3 separate regions of the Mus musculus genome follow, and regions 1 and 2 are each linked to region 3. A link is a loop called in an ENCODE intact Hi-C map of the cell type or tissue named here. Cell type or tissue: heart. All regions are shown on one strand.

Region 1 (2,500 bases), 120 kb after region 3:
CTTTTGTTTGAGAAGGTGCCAAATTGTCTATATTGTGCTTTTAAAATAATGAACCTATAACCAAAAGAAAACAAAACAACAACAAAACTGACACAAATATGTCTAAATAAAAGAGTATCATCCGATCATTCTTATCAGCATCAATTTTATATGGGAATAAGCAAAAACAACGGAAACCATAAGCATAATCATAAATTTAAAAAATCAAGCTGGGCCATGGTGATACATGCTCCCACCACTTGGGATACTTAAGTTCAATAGTCATTTCCAGGTTATCCTGGGCTTGCCGGGCAACATAGCATGCAGGTCTCAAAAATCCTGACTTATTAAATTAGAAACCCTACAGTGACTCTTTGCACATCTTTTTAAATTCCCTTGAGAATCTGAGCAAATTATAAAGAACACCACCATAAAACGGCAAGTAAAACATAACCTTTTACAGAGAACATTAAAGGACTGAAGGGTCCCTTAATGCCCATTTCTAGAAACTGAACTTCGAGATATCCAAAAGTCAATAAAAAGCAACAGAAACTGCCTCCTATCAGGCATGAGGCTTGGGTTCCATTCCCAGCACCTGAATGACCAAGTCAAAAGCAACATCACAGGAAAAGTATCTGTGAGAGACAAACACTGGATTGTAAAAGGCTACAACTAATCGTGCGTGCGCCTGGAGGAAGACCTTGAAGCTGAGAGGCCTAATTCACTACATGAACAAACTCCAAAGAAACGCGTTGAGCCCTAAGGATCTTTAAGTTTAAGGAGCAGTTTGATTATAAAAAGGTCCTTCAGTTTGCACCGAACACTTCCTCTCTCCATGCTCCTCAAAGCTGGACAACCTGCTCCCTTTCAGTAGGTCTAGGACATTTGTATAGGCGCCCTACCCCTACACAGGCACCCAGACCTGCCTCAGTGTGGGAGGCCCTTCCAGTGTTGAGTGGCTTCTTACAACAGGCAGTGAAAGTAACAGACCAACAAAACCACAAATAAGGACCTGGGGGCGGGGAGGGGTAGGAGGTGGGGGTCACTACTTTTAGATAATGTGAAAGGAATTCCCTTAAATGTTAAGATTGTTCTTTAAAGAACAGAATAATTTACAATTGATGTTCTTAAGCTGCTGTGACAGAAGAGAACACAGAGGCAGATGAGGCTCTACAAAAATCACTTTGGAAAAAGAGGATAAATTCAGCACAGGGACAATTGAGAGAAAAAAAACTGAAGCAACAATCAGCTATTTTAGCAAAAAAATACCAAATAAATCTCTATCCAAATCATTTTCAGCTTTCCTGGACCAATGGTTTGTTTGCTTAAAAACTTATAAACTCGATTTTACTTGTGAAAATTTTCGTCAGTCTCCTCCAGCCGCAAGAGGATCTCCTCTGCGCACTCCAAGGAGGGAGCTCCGGTGATTTTCTCCTTCACGCTCTGGAACAGCTGCCGGAGCATCGCCTGCAGCATCACCTCATCCTCGCTGGAGAAATGGGCCATGCCTTGCAGCAGTCAAATCTCCGCAACCACCGCGGGGTCGCCACCAACAAAGCGCACTGCGCACGCGCGACCCAGCCCAATCGCCGCCGACGCTCAGCGTCGTTCCCTAGGAAACCACAGCGCGAGTCCAAGGGCGGGGCCGCGGTTGAGTGGCGATGTGCTGGAAGACTGGGCTGTAGGTTTAGAGACCACCGAGAACTTGCTGAGGCTAACGTTGGATGATTGACGTTCCTTGGTACCGGCAGAGCTCAAGCCTCCCCCGACCGGAACAACAAACACCTCAGGATCTGCTGGGAGGGCCTAACGGGAAACGCCTCGGCTGCGCCTGACGTCAGCTCGCTGACGCGCCCAGGGGAGGGGTTAATCCCGGAGGAGAGTGGAACTGATCCTGACCTTGATCTGCAGGAAGTAGGAAGGGGACGAAAGAGAAGAGGCCTTTAGTAAAAGCAGGGCAAAGGAAGCCAAACTGAAATATCAACTGGGGATTGGGTGGTATTGAAATGTGGAAAAACCAGGTTCATACAGCAACCGTAACAACTGTTGCCTGCCAATGAGGATAGCACGCTGTAACAGAAAAGAAACTTAACAATTCATTACAGGGTAGTTATGTATTTTACTAAGGAAATGCCACATGACAGACTGGAAGTAGCCCTTGAACACTCATCCCTAGCAAAAAGAGCTATGGATAACTGCCTTCTGGGATCTAAAGAGTCATTGGTCTCTAAGGATGTGGCCATGCTCCAGAGGATGGCCCAACATCCAAAAGGATATAGGCAGCAAAAGTCAGTTCTGTGTTTTGTTTAGGGAGTTTGGATTGGTAGTTAAGAGCACTGGCTGCTTTTTCTGAGGACCCAGGTTCAATTTCCAGCACCAACATGGTGACTCACAACCTTCTGTAAGTCCAGTTCCATGAGATCTGATGCCCTCTTCTGACCTCTGTGGCACTACTCATCTGTGGTTCACAGACATACGGGCATGCAAACACTATACACATAAAATAATTTTTAAGATCAAC
Region 2 (2,500 bases), 230 kb after region 3:
TCTCGCCACAGTAAGACGCAAGTGTCACCCTCTCTTCACAGTTGAGCGTGTTTTAATGGAAGCCTGGCTTTTAGTTTACTATCATTTTTTTTTTTTTTTTTTTTTTTGGTCGAGGCGAGGTTTTTTTTTGGTTTGGTTTGGTTTTTTGGTTGTTTGTTATTTTGTAATCTTGGCTGTCCTGGAACTTGCTCTGTAGACCAGGCTGGCCTCAAACTCACAGTTCCAATTAGCTCTCACTACCAAGTGCTGGGATTAAAGGTATACTCCACCACTGCCTGGCTTGATTTTTATTTACCTATTTTCCCTGAATTAGTTAGTAGGTTGTTTCAGAAATAAATACTTAGCTGGGCGTGGTATCCCACACCTGTAATCCGAGCATTTGGGGGATGTAGGCAGTATGTTTAGTTCAAGACTGTTATCTACTACATAACAAATAGACTGAGCTACATGAGACCTTGTCTAAAACAAATAACAACAACAACAAAAAGGAATGAATGAATGAATAGATAATAAATAATGAAATATACAAAATGTAATAAAAAATTTTAAAACCTGCTAGTGCTGAGGAAAAACTACTGTATGCCACCTTTCTCCCTTCACAGGCACTTCCTGGCAAACCTCTCCCAAGCAAGAAGACTCATAGCTTCTTTCTTCCCACTCACCCCCCCCCTTTTTTTTTCTTTTATTGGATATTTTCTTTATTTATGTTTCCCCTCTGGAAACCCCCATCTCATTCCCCCTCCTCCTGCTTCTATGAGGGTGTTCCTCCACCCACCTACTCACTCCTGCCTCCTCGCCCTGGCATTCCGCTACACTGGGTCATCTAGCCTTCACAGGACCAAGGGCCTCTTCTTTCTCCATTGATGCCCGACAAAGCCATACTCTGCTACATATGTAGCTGGAGCCATGGGTTGCTCCATGTGTACTCTTTTGGTTGGTGGTTTAGTCCCTGGGAGCTCTGAGGGGTCTGGTTGGTTGATATTGTTCCTATAAGGTTGCAAACCCCTTCAGCTCCTAGTTTCTGTTGACAGGGGGAGGAAGGAGTAGCTTGAATAACAGAAGTAACTCAACAGCAGCTCGCAGCTCCGCTCTGTGGTATGCTCCCTCCCTCTAGTGGTACATTCTGGAACTGCACCTGGCCAGACAGCCCTACTACCCTCAGGTAGAGGAAAATAGAGTCCTATACTCAACCGGCTAACCATTCCCTGTCTCCTCTGTTTCCTAGAACAAAATTTTATTAGAAATGTAATAGAACTTTGGAAATAGAATGTGGTCACCTTGAGGGAAAACTTAACTATACAATAGCAGCACACAGTAGGATAACCTTCAAGATAACAGGAACAAAACTTCACAAATTATGAGGGTTACCCGTCCATGTCCTTTCAGTGTGTCATTTTGTTATTGAATTTTTTAGCTAAGTTCATTCAAAATAACACATAAGAGCTTAAATATTAAAGCATGTTAATGAGATAATGTGATATTCCCATGCATGTTTACATTTTACAGTGTTTGGGTCACTGTAGCCTCAGCTAAACCGCTATCTCACCAAACAAGTGGGTCACCATTACCTTACTGTGAAAACTTTCAAAATGCTTTCTCTAGTCCTCTGAAAGTTCTGTTCCACTGTCTCTCATCACACCGCTCTGCCCTGTACCAGAATGACCCACACTAGGTAAAGGTCCTATATTTGTGGTTCTCTACCCTGTGATTTCAGGGTCTTAGAAACTACACGTGGAGTTGATGGTCGTTGGAATGACCAGCACAGGCTCATAGAGAGTGGCAATATTATGAGGTGAGACCTTGTTAGAGTGGGCATGGCCTTGTTGGTGGAAGTGTGTCACTGGGGATGGACTTTGAGGCTTCAAGTGCTCAAGCCAGGCTCAGTGTCATTGTCTGTCCCTACAGCCTGCTGATCTGGACGTAGACTTCTCAGCTACTCTCCAGCACCATCTCTGTCTGTGAGCTGCCATGCTTCCCTACATGATGACAATGGACTAAACCTCTGAACTGTAATCCAGCCCCAAGTTAATGCTTTCCTTTATAAGGCTTGCTGTGATCATGGTGTCTCTTCACAGCCATAGAAACCTTGACTAAGACAGAGTTCAAAACGTAGACTCAAGCACAATAATCTACCAGTGGTTGAGATCAATAAGCAATAGTTTCTAGGCCCATCAGTTCTTTCATATCGTTTCTTTGAAAGGTCCCTCATCCGTGCAAACACCCTCTCTGCCTACCCCACAGGTATGGGAGAGGAACTATGGCAAGGTTCAGAAGTGCTGGGGTACGGATTGGTCACAATCATCTCCTCTAAAGCTTGGACAAAGAAATAACATCCTTTCATCAAGCTGAAGTTTCAGAGGGTGGCAGCCATAAAACTTTATCACAAAATCAGTTTGTCCAATGGACTTTATACCATTTCCTCTACCTCTAACTAAGCCAGCAGATGAATTGAAAATTTTCTATAAGTATTAATAATTCAGCATTGATAACATACCCAAGC
Region 3 (2,500 bases):
GATATAAAGCAATTACTAGCTAGCTCTCCAATATTCCTTCTTATCTCCCTCTCTTCTCTATCAACCCTTCTGTATCCCTACCAGTTCCTTTCTGGATTCATGACGGTTTTTGTTCTGTTCTGTGACCCATTTCATTTAATCAGATCCCCCTGTGTGCTCATTGATTATACACTGATTCCTAGTAGAGTGAGAAGTGCTCTGTTCAACCATCTTCTAAAATAAATCTCCTGATGATTGTTTCCTGAGCCCCTGGCCGTTATTTCTACTCATCAGTCAAGGCCCATAAAGCTATAAAAATCAATACCTAAATGCTTATCTTTCCAGACAAAGCAAATAAGTAGACAGTGTACTTTAAAATCCCCTCTTTTAGATATCCATGGTCAAAAGATCAGTAACTGCAGGTGTAGCACATAATACCATCTATAAGCCAGACTTAGTCATTTTTTTCTTCTGTAGCTAGAGAAAATTTCACATAAACTAGAGATTACGCTGCACATATAATTCATATGTTCATAAAATTTACTGTGTTCTTTGGGTCAGTTTAACCTTATTTTACAAAAGTGCCACTTTCTTTGATAGCTGAGTGTAACGTGCCCGAATAATTGAAGATTCACTTCTATTTCTGACAGGTTCTCTCTTGCCCCCGCTGTCTTCAAGAAGCGAGGGAGCAGACAGCAGAGAGGATACATATGAAGTACTCTGTAAACTCGGTATTACCAGCCTTTAAACGGGATGAAGCAACGTAAAAATAGATCACCACGAAGGATTTAAATGAAACAGGTTTGCACTCAGTAGATGCAGGATACTCGTGTTATAGTTCTGGGAAGTGTTTATAGCTCAAATACGTCTTGGGATGTAGACGCATCATCTGAGAGAGCATCGCAGTAAGTCTGCCTGTCAGGAACTGCAGATCGCCTAGAAGCCTGGAGCTGTGGGAAAAAGTGTGTGGGTGGGTGGGTGGGGGTGGGGGGGCTCGGGTCTTAAAGGCTGGAAGCAGGGCCTACGAAGACCACTGTCCTTCCTGCTGCTGTGTTGGCTAGCGTCAACTCAGTATCAACTATAGCCATTTTGGAGGAGGAAACCCCTAATTGTGAAAATGTCTTCAGCGGATTAGCCAAAGGACAAGCCTGTCAAGCATTCTCTTGATTGATGTTTGATGTGGGAGGGCCCTAGTCTCTGGAGGCAGTGCCACCCGTTGGGCTGTAGCCATTTCCTCCAAGTTGAAACATCTTCTCCTGGAGGGAGGGGGCGCTAGAGAGTCGGGAAGTAAACCAGACAAATCCGGTGAAAACTGAAACTAGCAAGATTCTCAAGGTCCCCACCCCCTCTCCTCCTGGGCTTCAAAAGCAGTCGAAAACTGCGGGGTGAGAAAGGATTGCACGGTTGGCTAGGATTCCCACAGCGAGCAGTTCGGTTGCAGTTTTCCTGAATCCCCACCTTGATGAGGTAAGCTTTTCAGAGATGCAGCTGCTTTTGAGCTTCCCTGACCCCACTGACCAGCACTGGATTCTGGATTTCCATCCCATAATTAGTTGTCAATGCCCTCTCTGGGCTAAGCAGACATAGACTGTGGTTCTCTAAATACGTCTCATGGGACAAAGTGTCTGGAGAGGTATTCTAGAGGCATATGTTAGAGGTATTTTGCCACATTTCCACATCTCATAGCACTGAACAATAAGGGAATTGTTGGCTATAGGGAACTATGCCACCAAGAGTAAGCTAGGGTCTAGAGAACCCCCTTAGCAAGTCCTGAGAACACCCATCTAGCACCCAAAACCAACACAAGATTAATGCAGCATAGTGGGGGGCTCAAACCCCACAAAATACAGCCTTAGACACAGAAGCCTATAAGCAGCTGAGACTGAATAGGAAACAAAAGTAGATATAATGTAGGGAAGTTAAAGATACCAGTTCAAACTTCACAGTAGACGGGAGAATTTTCCAGCTGGGCTGGAGAGATGGCTCAGTGGTTAAGAGCACTGGCTGCTCTTCCAGAGGTCCGGAGTTCAGTTCCCAGCAACCACATGGTGGCTCACAACCATCTGTAATATAATTTGATTCTCTCTTCTGGTGTGAATGAAATAAATAAACAAACAAATCTTAACCAATAATAGTAGTAGTAGTAATAATAATGATAGATAATTGTACCAGGCATGCTTGTCTCTGTAAAGTATAAACTCTATAATAATCATTAGATTTTTTTGCCATCTGTACTTCCTTTCTCATCTAAGGTACTTACTGATTTTGTGATTTAGACTACATGTTTACATATAGGAAGAGATTACAAGTGAACTTGGGAAAAACTGGAATTCACCAGCTATGGGACAACAGTTAAAGACTTTTTGATAAACTACTTACTTAAACTGTAGGTGAGACAGTGTTTCATTGGAGGATTTTAGTTCTCTCAGGCTTACAAGACTAAAGCTAAAGTACTTGGTGATGCCTGACAAGAATTACTGTAAATATTAGACATTACTATTAAAGATACTATATCTTTGTG

The links. A loop is a pair of places that touch in the nucleus more often than their neighbours do. Peaks named below come from ENCODE experiments on the same cell type or tissue, not always from the same donor. Only the 100,000 strongest peaks of a DNase experiment are listed, where the experiment ranks them.
Region 1: a loop joins it to region 3, with 9 times the contacts of the local background. A loop is called at or near these places in 17 of 42 quality-filtered maps.
Region 2: a loop joins it to region 3, with 9 times the contacts of the local background. A loop is called at or near these places in 17 of 42 quality-filtered maps.

Annotation. Positions count from the first base shown.
Region 1 is chr10:56,227,148-56,229,647 of GRCm38, forward strand. It overlaps Tbc1d32 (TBC1 domain family, member 32), which reads right to left and starts at 1,542. Exons shown (of 33, transcript NM_001033385.3): 1 at 1,331-1,542. The coding sequence starts at 1,485. In heart, a CTCF peak has its summit at 1,499; a DNase peak (open chromatin) is centred at 1,664; H3K4me3 peaks cover 1,677 bases; H3K27ac peaks cover 1,545 bases.
Region 2 is chr10:56,338,187-56,340,686 of GRCm38, forward strand. No RefSeq gene overlaps it. Among named protein-coding and RNA genes, the nearest start is that of Gja1, 38 kb to the right of the region's middle. In heart, a CTCF peak has its summit at 1,127 (motif pointing left); no DNase peak of the experiment used is centred here.
Region 3 is chr10:56,105,584-56,108,083 of GRCm38, forward strand. All of the region lies in intron 22 of Tbc1d32 (TBC1 domain family, member 32), which reads right to left. It overlaps Msl3l2 (MSL3 like 2), which reads left to right and starts at 1,334. Exons shown (of 2, transcript NM_001163833.1): 1 at 1,334-1,446. In heart, a CTCF peak has its summit at 1,248; a DNase peak (open chromatin) is centred at 1,248; H3K4me3 peaks cover 1,085 bases; H3K27ac peaks cover 1,081 bases.